3 separate regions of the Homo sapiens genome follow, and all the other regions are linked to region 2. The links are chromatin contacts, found by Hi-C or POLR2A ChIA-PET in ENCODE. All regions are on one chromosome and are shown on one strand. Each heading gives the region's core, a stretch centred on a gene start or an enhancer-like site at or near the end of the contact. The rest is flanking DNA. Distances are from core to core; before and after follow the strand shown. Region 1 overlaps PIP4K2A (phosphatidylinositol-5-phosphate 4-kinase type 2 alpha). Region 2 holds the start of LINC03027 (long intergenic non-protein coding RNA 3027). Region 3 overlaps PIP4K2A (phosphatidylinositol-5-phosphate 4-kinase type 2 alpha).

The links. A loop is a pair of places that touch in the nucleus more often than their neighbours do. ChIA-PET counts read pairs that join two places held with the same protein, here RNA polymerase II (POLR2A). Pooled maps may share reads with other maps.
Region 1: a loop to region 2 is called in a map of CD4-positive, alpha-beta memory T cell, with 3 times the contacts of the local background. The contact joins the enhancer-like site here to the promoter of LINC03027 in region 2. A Hi-C loop is called at or near these places in 1 of 168 maps with a recorded cell type or tissue (CD4-positive, alpha-beta memory T cell), 3 of 37 single-sample maps with no recorded cell type and 12 of 50 pooled maps. POLR2A ChIA-PET finds 5 or more read pairs at or near these places in 7 of 52 experiments (CD4-positive, alpha-beta T cell, CD8-positive, alpha-beta memory T cell, HEK293T and 4 more).
Region 3: a loop to region 2 is called in a map of CD14-positive monocyte, with 3 times the contacts of the local background. The contact joins the enhancer-like site here to the promoter of LINC03027 in region 2. A Hi-C loop is called at or near these places in 6 of 168 maps with a recorded cell type or tissue (B cell, CD14-positive monocyte, PC-3 and 3 more), 1 of 37 single-sample maps with no recorded cell type and 12 of 50 pooled maps. POLR2A ChIA-PET finds 5 or more read pairs at or near these places in 11 of 52 experiments (CD4-positive, alpha-beta T cell, CD4-positive, alpha-beta memory T cell, CD8-positive, alpha-beta memory T cell and 8 more).

Annotation. Positions count from the first base shown.
Region 1 is chr10:22,680,780-22,684,693 of GRCh38, forward strand. The region is part of intron 1 of PIP4K2A (phosphatidylinositol-5-phosphate 4-kinase type 2 alpha); the gene reads right to left. Among named protein-coding and RNA genes, the nearest start is that of PIP4K2A, 32 kb to the right of the region's middle. RefSeq lists enhancers at 1,585-1,704, 2,445-2,664, 3,205-3,274. Within about 2 kb of position 1,557, at least 19 of the 41 ENCODE cell types and tissues checked have a DNase peak (open chromatin) inside an H3K27ac peak, as active enhancers do; they include CD4-positive, alpha-beta T cell and endothelial cell of umbilical vein, where a contact is called at or near this core.
Region 2 is chr10:22,435,871-22,439,691 of GRCh38, forward strand. LINC03027 (long intergenic non-protein coding RNA 3027) reads right to left here and starts at 2,059. Exons shown (of 1, transcript NR_036533.1): 1 at 1-2,059. It overlaps LOC105376449 (a long non-coding RNA gene), which reads left to right and starts at 1,205. Exons shown (of 4, transcript XR_001747392.2): 1 at 1,205-1,281. RefSeq lists a silencer at 807-986 and enhancers at 1,457-1,506, 1,473-1,973, 1,807-1,966, 1,974-2,474.
Region 3 is chr10:22,610,290-22,614,257 of GRCh38, forward strand. All of the region lies in intron 1 of PIP4K2A (phosphatidylinositol-5-phosphate 4-kinase type 2 alpha), which reads right to left. Among named protein-coding and RNA genes, the nearest start is that of PIP4K2A, 100 kb to the right of the region's middle. RefSeq lists an enhancer at 256-790. Within about 2 kb of position 1,627, at least 8 of the 41 ENCODE cell types and tissues checked have a DNase peak (open chromatin) inside an H3K27ac peak, as active enhancers do; they include B cell, CD14-positive monocyte and CD4-positive, alpha-beta T cell, where a contact is called at or near this core.

The DNA.
Region 1 (3,914 bases), core at 307-2,806, 240 kb after region 2:
CAAAGAGTGAAGGACATGCCATCCCAAAATATGCCGGATTTTTATATTGATTAGTGTGAGCTGAAAACACTGAAAAAGTTGTAGATTCCAACTTGACCCCAACAAGCCAGGTGACCTGGGTCTTCCTGCATGTAGCAAGCCACAAAGATTCCTTTGGGAGGGGCCCCTCACCTATTCAGGCGAGAAAATAGCCCTTATCCCAGAGACTAGGGTTTGGAAGATGCAACTAACCTGAATAAGGAAATTTCTGGAAGTAGCCCTTATCTTCTACCTGTTTTATACTCCCCATGTATCCTCCCAGTGACTCCCCTAGAAATGTACTGCCCCAGATTTTTTCTTGTCATTTCTTCTCAAATGTATCGTTCTCAGCATAAAAGTGTCTTGCTTTGGCCAATTCCTTTGGATTTCACTCTTTTAAAGATTCCCAGGTGCAAGTAACACTAAGAAAATTTGTATTCCTTTCTCCTATTAATCTGCCTGATGTCAACCTGACTTCTAGATCCAGCTGAAGAGCCCACTAAGAGCTAAAGGGAGGTTGGAGGGGACCTCTGTCTCCCCTACACTGTCAGCTAGGCCTTCTGAGCCACCTGGCTTCTCAAGACCTGGCTTCTCAGCCAGACACAGTGGCTCATGCCTGTAATCCCATCACCTTGAGAGGCCCAGGCAGGAGGACTGTTTAAGTTTCAGAGTTTGAGACCAGCCTTGGCAACACAGTGAGACCTTGTCTCTTCAAAAAATTTTAAAAATTAGCCAGGTGTGGTGGCATGCACCTGTGGTCCCACATACTCAAGAGGCTGAGGTAGGAGGATGCCTTGAGCCTGGGGGGTAGAGGCTGCATTGAGCCATGATGGCGCCACTGTACTCTAGCCTGTGTGACAGAGCAAGACCCTATTTCTAAAAAAAAATAAAATAAATAAAATTAAATTAAAATTAAAAAATAAAACGCAGGAAAAGAGGTGAAAACTCCTAATTTCAGCTACCAGCAATATTTTACTGTAGCAGAAACTGACTAACTTTCCCTGCAAGGGTTAGACAGTAAATAATTCTAGGCTCTGCGGGCCACACAGTCTCTGTCACAATGACTCACCTCTGCTGTTTGAGCAGCTACAAACTGGCAAACAAATGAGTGTGGCTCTGTTCCAATCAAACTTATCTACAGACACTGAAATTTGAATTTCATAGAATTTTCACATTATGAAATACTTTTTTAGAAAACCATTTTTTTTTTTGTACATACGTAAAAACTATCCTTAGTTCGTGGCCACACAAAAACAAGCAGCGGGCCAGATCTGGCCCACAAGCCATAGTCTGCCAACTCCTGTGCTATAGTTAATTCAAGATATAAAAATGCTCAAAGAGGAGTACTCTGTTGCATACCTTATCCACAAATCCACACACCATCCCTGTGTAGAGAGCACACAACCCTTAGCTACTGAATTTTTCACTGTCCTCAAACTGTTCTACTTAAGAGCCAAAGTTACTTTTCATTAAACTTTTCTCAGTATTTCAACTACTGTTTCTTTTTAACCTAGCAACTATCAGGCCTACTCATTTCCTCTGCCAGGAGGCAATGGTAGCCCTCAAACCTCAAGTATGCACACCTTGCCTTTATTTTCTAGAAAAGGCCAGCAATCTAAAAATTAGGAAACCACCCTGTTCTGATCATGCTATTCCTAATATAGTGTTTTATTTTACTGATAAAACAAAGCATTGCTGACTTACAAATTATTGGACAGTAACAGTGTCCATGAACCTAAAAAAAAAGTGCCATCAACTTGACACTTGAGAGTTTAGCTAACAAAGTACACAAAGAACAAACCACATGGTTGGTGCTCCGTGGTGGGGGTGGCAGAAGCAGGAACCCGCTGACAAGCACATCACAGGCCCTCCAAAACCTCAGAGTATCTGTTCTTCCATTAAACCTGCCTCACTTGTGAATTCCTCCAGACTGAGCCAGTCTGAACTTGGCTCCTAGACTCTCTACTCAGGGAGGGAGAACTAGAACCTGAGGTTAGTCAGGTTCACACACCACATTAACCCTTGCTGGGAACACTTGGTAATTGCAACAGGATCTGAAGAGACACAGATGGTCCAGTCATCTTTACATATGCATCATTTGCGTCTGAAAATCCTGGCACTACCCATGACCTTGGGAATGAACAATGTGCGGTCATCTACCATGTCACCTGCTGTCTTCTTTACAACAAGACTGATCTTTCAGATCCTTCTTTATTTTTGCGTAGCTGAGGCCATTTCTGAAGCCAAAAAGAAAAGAAAAAGAAAAACAACAACAACAACAACAACAACAAAAACAGCTGACACGACAGTACAGTATAAATAAAAATGAAGAAACTTTATGTTGGATCAAGCTGATAAATTACTGTTCAACCAGCAGCCTCTCTAGCAAGGGCAGCTATCTGAGCTGAAGACACCTGGACTGCTCTCTGACTCAACTCTTATGAGTTCTGCTCATACCACCGAGTCAAGGCTTTAACAGTATTTGCATTTGCCGTTTTTCACTGTGATCTTAAGTCACAGTTTTTCACAGTGATCCTAAGTCTTCCATGCTGTGGTACAGACCCCAAGTTTTCGCAACTCAGAGGTGGGCCAAGTGCAAGGGGACCTGAGTCAGAGCCAGGTTTGATCCTGACCGCAGAGCTGACAGTGTGGACTTAGCCGAGTCACTTACTCTGATCTGTTTGCTCATCTGTCAAATGTGAATAATGACTTGTCCCCAGCCTTCTCCTCAGTGCTGGGTACAGGTCAGGTGAGATGACAAAGGTGAAACTGCTTTGTCAACTGTCGAAAACAAGTTATTTTCTTCTTCCATTAACTTTCCCCCTCAAGCAGCAACTGCTTTCTTCTGTTCCCTTCTGCAGGGTTTGATAAAGAAGTCTGTTGAGCACGTGTTTATCATGGTTTTTAATCACAGCTTCATCTTTCCAGACTGCAGCGTCCCTCCTGACTGTAATTTCTTCTCATGGTTTGGTACCTCTTTCAGTCGCCCCTCCCTTAGCCTTTCCCAGTCTCTCTTGTAGCTTTCCTACCAAGCAGTTCACACACACACACACACACACACACACACACACACACACAATTCAAAGTGTGTCAGATCTTGAAATATTTTCTTTATATCTCTCCTGGAATCGCCCAGCGCTTCCTTGCCCGGAACGTTCCTGGCTACAATAAGCACCACATCGGCCAAATACCCATTAGAAACTGAATGATTCCTATCTGAAATACTCACAAGAAGCCTGGAGCCCATTACTTTGTGTGTAGAATGTAGTCTTTTTCCCCCCCTTAAATGCATTACCTCACATCTGTCTGTATTACAATTTAGTATGCCAACTTCCCCACTCACAGTTTCAGGCCTGTGGCAAACCATCTTTCAGTTTATTTTCCCCACTGGCTTGCTGTTTTATGACTTAAAAATACTTGAGAGCAAAATGTAAATTTAGGCAATCTCAAAGACATTACTGATTGGGTCGTTTTAATTAAAAACCAGCATTAGTATCTGTGGTACTAACAGTTAATACTAGGTACGCTTTGTCTGAATCCCTTATTTTTTCTTTGATTGCCACTGCCTCTACTTCTTTTGCCAAAGAAAGTTGTTTAAAAAACTTTTAAGCTTATATTCCTTCTGCCAAAAGCTAACACACAATGTGTTTTATCATTATTCTTTGTAATGCGCTTGTTTCATTATACTGTTTCTTATACATATATGTTCATAATTTTTAAAAATATACCTATTGGCTTTCCTTGTCCTCTTAAAAATATTCCCTACCTCAAACAAAACATTCTATTAGTGAAACATAATTTGTCTATCAGAAAACCTGACACACCTTCCAATGTCCAGTATCAGCTCGAGCTCCCTGGCATCAAAACAATCCCTGGTCTATAGGATGCCACCCACT
Region 2 (3,821 bases), core at 809-3,308:
CTAAGCGAGAGGTGCAGGCCGGGGTGGAGGTGGACGGTGGGACAGAGTAAATCCGGGGAAGCACATCAACCGGGTCTGGTAGGGCATAGCCTTCTTGGACCTGAGCCATTCCTACTGCTGATGTCCACTGCTTCTCAATCGAGAAACAGCACGGATTCAGCTCTCAGATTTTGTAAACTGTGATTTTCTCCCTTATTCCTCAACAACCACCTAGCCACGACCTTCTTTAACTCTTCCCCCAACCCCGAAACTTTTGAGGAAATGACTTTTCTTATAATTTGAATGTTAATAAACCGTACCCATTTAGAAACTACAGTTTGATGATTTGGGGCGACTGTATACGTCATGTTGCCGCCGCTCCTATTAAGATATGAAATTGTCCCACCACTGCCCCAAAGTTCCCCCGCTCCTGTGCATTCCATTCTGTCCTGTTCCACTCCTTTCCCAGGCAACTGCTTTGCATCGCCACTGTTGCTTCTTCTAGAATGTCCTATAAATGGACATCAGACCGACTATGGCTTTTTGGGTTCTTCCCCCCACAGCATCGTGTTTTTCAGCTCCACCCACGTGGTTTTGGGTATTAATCCTATGGTAGAACTAGCTAGATGCTGGAGAACTCATTATGCGCCGGTAGGTAATTTTAACCTGCATCGTCTCATCTCTATTCTGTCACAATAGAGGAAACTGAGGCACGCCCGGCGTGTGGGCGTGTGAGGGGGCACCGGGCCGACTTCCGCCCGTCAGTAGGCCTGGACCTGCTGGCACCCGCTGTCAAGATAGGGCCTGGCGTCGCGGCGAGGCATCAGCTCGGGCAGAAGCACAGCCCAGGAAGTGGGCGCGTCGCAAGCTCCACACCCAACCAAACCCGGGCAGAGGGCTCGGTGGGCGCGAGGCCGAGGGCCCAAGAGGCCGGGGCCGCTACCCCCTCGCCCCTGGGACGGCCTCCGGGTCTCCTTGCTCCAGCAGACAGGCCCGCGGCGGCTACTCCGAGGCGCAGGGGCAAGGCCGCAGCGGGCAGCGGAGGCCGAAACAGAGAACACACACAACGCGGACCGACAGCAGTCACCGCAGGGGTCGCCGGGGCGCGGCTCTATAAAGCCTCGGCTCTATAAAGCCGCGCTAAGCCGCATCGCGCTGCACGTTTCCTTCCGCGCGGGGCCGGCGCTACTTCCCGCCTTACCAGGCCGCCGTGCCGGGAGGAGCTGAGACGTCTGCAAGGCCGCAACATCTCGCAGCAGCTTTTCGCCTGCTTCCTCCGCTCGCTCTAGAGGGCACAGCAAGGTGCGGGGCTCAACCTGCCGCTTCCCCAAGACGGAGGTGGCCGCCACGCTCCCGCCCGCTGTAAACGTCCGAGCGGGAAGAGCGGCCTCTGGTTTCTGTGGTATCGGCTTCTGGTTTCTGTGGTATCCGGAGACTTCGTTTCCCGGCGCGAGGGAAACAAAGATGCTGGCGTGGAGCGGCCTGCCCGCCGCTATTGTCTGGCTGCCTGACAGGGAGCGGCCGCTTTCGCTTTCTTCTGCCGAATGGAACGTGGTGACTCGGGAGCCGCGGAGCGCCTTTCGAGGCAGCTTTGTCTGCGGAAAGGGAGCGCTGCGGACGGCCTGTCGGAATGGTCACCGCCCGCTTTCCGCGGGAGGCGCGCCGGGCACCGCTGGGCGATTTCTCCGCCTCAGCGAAAGAAAGGAGAAGCCGGCATTTGTGGCCGCCCAGTCTTCGTTCCGATTTGAGCCCTGGCGTCGGCGGGAGGTGACAGTGCTGTCCGCGCGCACCCCCTCCGTCGCCGTCAGGGTCGTGCTCCTTAGGTTTCCTGCGGTTTTTCTGCTGCTCTGAGACGGTCTCTGGGACCAAGTTCTCACAGCATCGTCTTCTCCTCTCGCAAATAATCTTTTTATGATGTTTGTTCTGCTGAATCCACCGGACGCCTCAGACACGGGCCCTGACGGCATCGCCGGCCTGGGGGAGGCGTGGAGAGAGGGGAGGAAGGCGGGAGGGCTGTGGGGCTGCTAGCTGATTTGGGGATCCCATCATCTTCGAATTTTTATGCAGAGCCCATGGAAGCGCCTGGTCAGAGAAGCGGGAGGAAACCGAACCTAAGAAAGGGGCTTGGAGTCAGCAGTGAAGAATCTATTGTTTATTTTAGTTTTGTTTTTAGATTCAGGAGGTAGAAGTGCAGCTTTGTTGCTTCCAGGTATTGCAGAGTGGTGAAGTCTGGGCTTTCAGTGCTGCCCCCACCCAAATAGTGTCCTTTGGACCCATTAGGTAATTTCTCATCCCTCAGAGTGACTACTATTTAAAAGGCAGCTATTGTTAGAGCTGGCAAGCTGCAAGGGCAAAACAAAACAAAACAAAAAACAAAACAGGGTTGGGGGGAGCATAGAATATTTTTTTTTTTTGACAGCAGCGTAGTAAAGTTTGGATTTAGAGCTTTTTGTTACTGCCCATCTCCCATACTCCTGTTTTATTTCTCTTTGTAGCATTTATAACCTCCTGGTATGATAACGCATTTTACACGTTTATTGGCTTCTCTGCCCACTTGATTTTTATCTCCTTTTGGAGAGCAGGGAATTTTTTGTTCCCTGGAGCCTAGCAGGGTACCTAGCAGTGTTCTGGGGGCTTTGTAAATACTTGCTGAATCAGTGGAAAAAAAAGAAACAGGGCACATTATCTAAAGTTATTGTGAGACAAACATAAAACCAAAAGGCGAATGATGCAAGGAGAAGTTATCTCTGAACCTGCTCTTTGTGTTTTGGAGCAGTAATACATTAGGAATAGCTAAGAAGGGGTCACGCCAGCATTCCATTTTCCAAATAAGAAAGTGAAACAAGTGAGCTCTCACTTCTAGGATGCCTTCCACTTCATTAGAGGGATTGGTTCTCTGAGGTCAGCCCATCAAAAATGTATGAAGAAAATGGAAGCCATTTATTACTGTTCATCTGTTACCCTCAGACATATTCTCATTTCCAGCAGCAGGGAGTTAGGGTGGCATGCCTCGTGAGCAAAACATGGGGCTTGGGGACATTCAGAACACCTACAAGATGGTGGTGTACACAGTGCTTGGAGGCATATCTGGGGAGTGTTTCAGCTGAAAATTGGCCACATCCTCCTATTTATTACACGTTTCAAAAATGGCCCCACAGGTTGCACATTTATAAGTGGTGGATTTGTTTTGAGGGAAGTGAGCGGGAGTACACTTTATTTTGGAGTGAAGAGGATCGGAGTAGCCACCTCCTCTAAGAAACTACTCCAGTCTCAATCTCCATTCCTTTGGAACTTTTCGTTAGGAAAAGGCCACATCTTGGCAGGGAAAGTTTATAACACCTGTGTCAGTACTGCTGGAAAGCTCTAAATAAAAAAGTTAAAAATTTAGTGTATTCCTCAATCACCCAGTAATTATCGCATCCTGGTACACAAAACTGGAGGTATCCTTGGAGGTCATTTATTCAACAAGTACACTGTATTTGTTGAGCATTTTTCATGTGCCAGGCATTGTTCTAGATGCTGTAGATACAGCAGTGAACAAAACACAAAAGTCCCCTCTTTCATATTATTCCACTCCCAGGGCCCTTTCATCCTTTCACTACATCTTTCTTCTTATTTTTACATTTGCCACAACCACCTTCTTTGCTAGTTGGTTCCCTTTATTCACCAATTTTTTAAAAACTCATTTCTTCAGTCCCTCAACTCATCTGAGATATGAACATGTCAAAAATATATGATGAAATACAATTTAAAAGTCAGATCCTTTTAAAAAAAACTTTTAACCAGAATGAATCCATTTCTAAAAGTTTATTTTTTATGCCTGTAATATTTAAAAAGCCTAA
Region 3 (3,968 bases), core at 377-2,876, 170 kb after region 2:
AGGAGGTGGGTTGGACATGAGTCAAGAACAAAAGCAAAGATGTGTTTCCAAAGGACAAAGGGTAAGATCAAGTTCCAGTGAATGAAAGGGACAGCTTTGGACACAATTTTGAAAAACCTGAACTTTCTCTTCGTTAACTATTTTTGCATGTTGACTTTCCTTGTTGCTAGCAATAAAAACCATGTCAAAGATTTATGCTTCCAGTAGGATAGAAGGCAGGTACGCTGAAGGATTCTCAGTTACAAAAACAAAACAAGCAAACAACAAAAGAATGAGCTGCTTGATAGAGCTATTTGTTTTTTTTAATCACATTGCTGGGTTCACAGACAGTAGAGGCAATCTCCAAGACACCTTTCTTCCCCCAAAGTGAGTTTAATCCACAGGGAGTGTGGGGACCATTAAGCAAGCCTGAAAGGAGGGACTCCGAGGACAAATGCCAGTTTCAACACTTACTTGGGCCAAACGAAAGCTGGGAGCTCAACAAAGGCTTCAACGTTAACCTGAGATCCTTGAAGGAAGCCTTTGAAAGTGGCCCCAACACCTGGTGGAAGTAAATGTAAATGATCTCCGGAGGAGAGCAACCCCTGCCAGGCCTCCAGGCTTCCCACAGATGAAGATCAATCAAACATGAGCTCACAGAGACAGCAACGACTAATTAATATTTTCAAGACTTTAGTTACTAAGATGATCAGATATAGAATTTTTTAAGCTGTGAGAAATTATACAGAAATAGAAGATGAACAAAAGATGATTATATTTGAAAAAATAATGATTCAGAATTTTCCACAATTAATGCACGTTATAAATCTGTAGATACAGTTGGGCACAGCAGCTCATATATGTAATCCCAGCAATTTGGGAGGCTGAGGCAGGAGGACTGCTTGAGCCCAGGACTTTGAGACCAGCCTAGGCAACAGAATTCGTCTCTAACAAATAAAAAAATAACAAAAGTTAGCTGGGCGTGGTGGTGTGCACCTGTAGTCCCAGCTACTTAGGAGGCTGATGAAGGAAGATCACTTGTATCCAGGATTTCAAGGCTGCAGTGAGCTGTGATTGTACCACTGCACTCCAGCCTGGGTGACAGAGTGGATCCATGTCTGTTAAACAAAAAACAAACAACAACAACAAAAAAAAAACAAAAAAAAGCAGAATACTCAAAGCAATATATAAGTAAGAATACTCAAAGCATACCTAGATACGCTGTAGTTAAACTAAAGAAGGCCAAATGCAAAGAGAAGAAAGGAATGGTGGCCAGAGAGAAAAGGCAAACACAACAGAGGAATGATAGTGACAGCTGACAGCTAGCTTCTCAAACCCACTGAACAAAAACAGGAATCTAACGTCATATAGCTTCTCCAGTTCACTTTACTCAAGCATCTTATGATACTAAGTCATTCCCAGAGTATATCTATGAAAAATTAAAGTTTATGTATCCTTATGCTATCAGTGGAATATCAAAGTTTGAAAAATAACAGAAAAAGAAAATCATAATGGAAATCCAAGTCTTGTGATAATAAACACAATGCGAATGAAGCTGGATGCCAACTCAATCAGCACTTCGATATCTTGTGGAACAAGAGAAAGCGAAACCCAACGTGGAGGTGGGATCAGACACTGATTATTTAAATGCGCGTGATGTGTTCAGCAGATCCTCCAAAGCTTTGATGCCTCCTCAGGCTGCTTAAATCAGTATCACTTAAGAGAGTCTTCTCAGACAGGAAACAGGAAACCAGAAACTTTCTGCATCCTTTTGCTTTATGGTACCTGCTCTGGAACATGTTTTGTGGAGAAAATATGAAAACTTCAGCCAACATGGAATGAGTAAACTGAGAATTTTCCTTATTGATTTTCCTTCCCCACCCATCCTCGCGTCAGCACAACCTTTAAGAGTCCACTCTGTGCTGGGCACAGCTCGGACACCAGTCTTTGTCCTCTTGGGGCTTATGGTCCAGAGGGGCAGACACATTAACTGAAGAACTGCCCCAAGTGTTGAACTCTAACAATGACAGAGTCAGGAGGGAGAAGCACAATGGGCTACGAGCAAGTATGGAAAAGGCCCAGGCCAGATGGGGGAGGCATGTGAGGCTTCCCTGGGCAGCAATGGCTCGTGGAGAAAGGAGAGGGCAGGTGGACAGGGCTTCCAGGAAGAAGGCGAGTCCTAGAGAGGAGGGGACACTGTTAATGGGAAAACAGTGCAGAAATAGACAAGGTGCGTGGCATGAAAGGGATGAACAACAGGCCCAGGAGCACCGGGAAGCGGCTGCTGTAGAATTGCACCAGACAGAGGAGAGCAGCTCAGCAGAGGGCGGAGGCGGCAGCAGAAACGAAAGAAGCAGAGAGACTCCGGCATGCTGAAGTGCTGAAATCTATGGGGCTTGATGATGACAGACTAGAAATGTAGGGAAAGATGGAGGGAATGCTGCATGCATGCGGGGGAAGCTGGTGGGTCCAACGACTGGCACAATGCATCTTAAGAGAAGAGTTCAGTTTTGAGCTTGTTAAACTTCATGCGCTCTTGGGACATCTAAGTGTCAATGTCAGGTAGGCCGTGGACAGGTGGGTCTGAAGTTCCCAGGGGCAGCAGGGGCAAGAGATAAAAATGTGTGTATCTGTGCATCAGACATTAGCTCCCCAGAGGAGTGGATGAGGTAACCTGGAGAGGGGCCGGTGTGATGGGGAGGAAGGCGGAGAAGCAGTCTTCAAGAACGGGAATGTTTCCAAGCCTGGAGAAGAGGATGAGAAAGGGGAAAACTGCCATCGAGGCAGGAAGTGAAAAAGCACAGGGCCACCCAATGGGAGTGAAGGGAAAAGGGGGTTCAAACATGCTATGGGATGATCATGATGCTTTTGAGAAGGCAGGGACTGGGAAATGTCAGCCAGATTGAACGGCACAGGAGGTCCTTGGCAACCTTGGCAGAGTTGTTTCGGTGGAGTGTAGCAATGGAACCCAGACTAAGTTGAGTTAAGGAAATGCTGGCACTGCACAGGGCTGATTTCTAAGGAGCCTGGCAGGGAAGGACAGGAGCGAGATGAAGAGGGATGAGGGACAGAGGGAGGACCTGACAGAGAAGGGACATTCCGTAGCACTTCTCGAGAAAGTGGGAGGGGATGGGATTCAGGCATGCAGGAAGGAGAGGCTCTGAGGAGGGAAGCGACTTTCCTGTTCACAGGAGGGAAAAGAGATAGGTGTCATGGGGAGGGAGCAGAACTGATGGAGGGAAGATGGGGCTCCCGACCACTGGCTCCTATTTTCTCTGGGGATTAGGGCCATGGCCACCTGCTAAGAGTGAGAAGCAGGCTGAGGACTTCAAAGGTTAAAGAGAACACAGAGAGCTTAAAAAGGGGACTGCAGAATGTGGATGGACAAGTTTAAATAGAGACAGGAGGCTGGGCTTCCGGGCAGAGCTGAGCGTCATCCACAGTTTGTGATGGTTCACGTACAGGAACCAAGTGAACTTGTGGATGACATTCCTCATTCTGGCAGAGCTCAACCCCAGGGTGCAGGTGCAGAGACAGGATGACAGGCGTTCTTCAGGATGGAGGGTGTTTGCTGGCTGAGTGTGACATAAAGGGGAAAGGAGTTCCAGGACCATCACTTGGAAATGGAAAGTCAGTACAAAACAAGATCCCTGACTGTAAGGAGTTTTCCACTGTAGTCGATGGTGCAAGACCTTCACATGTAGTAAAATACCAAGCAGCACAGAAGAAATGCTGAAGCCAGACAACAAGTGCCACAGAAGCACAGAGCAGGAGCCCGTGGTCACGGGTGTGGGTGACGGGCTTCTTGGAAGGAGTGCAGCCCTACATGGCCCTTGAGGGACGGAGAGTTCTGACTACTGTGTCATTTAAATGTCAGGGAAACACAAACTTTTAGCTATTCCCCATCTTCCAAAACCAGACTACCCCAAGAGGTAGAGAATGTTTGGTCCTCTTTATCTAAGAAGACAAGAAATGAGACAAGAAGAAAA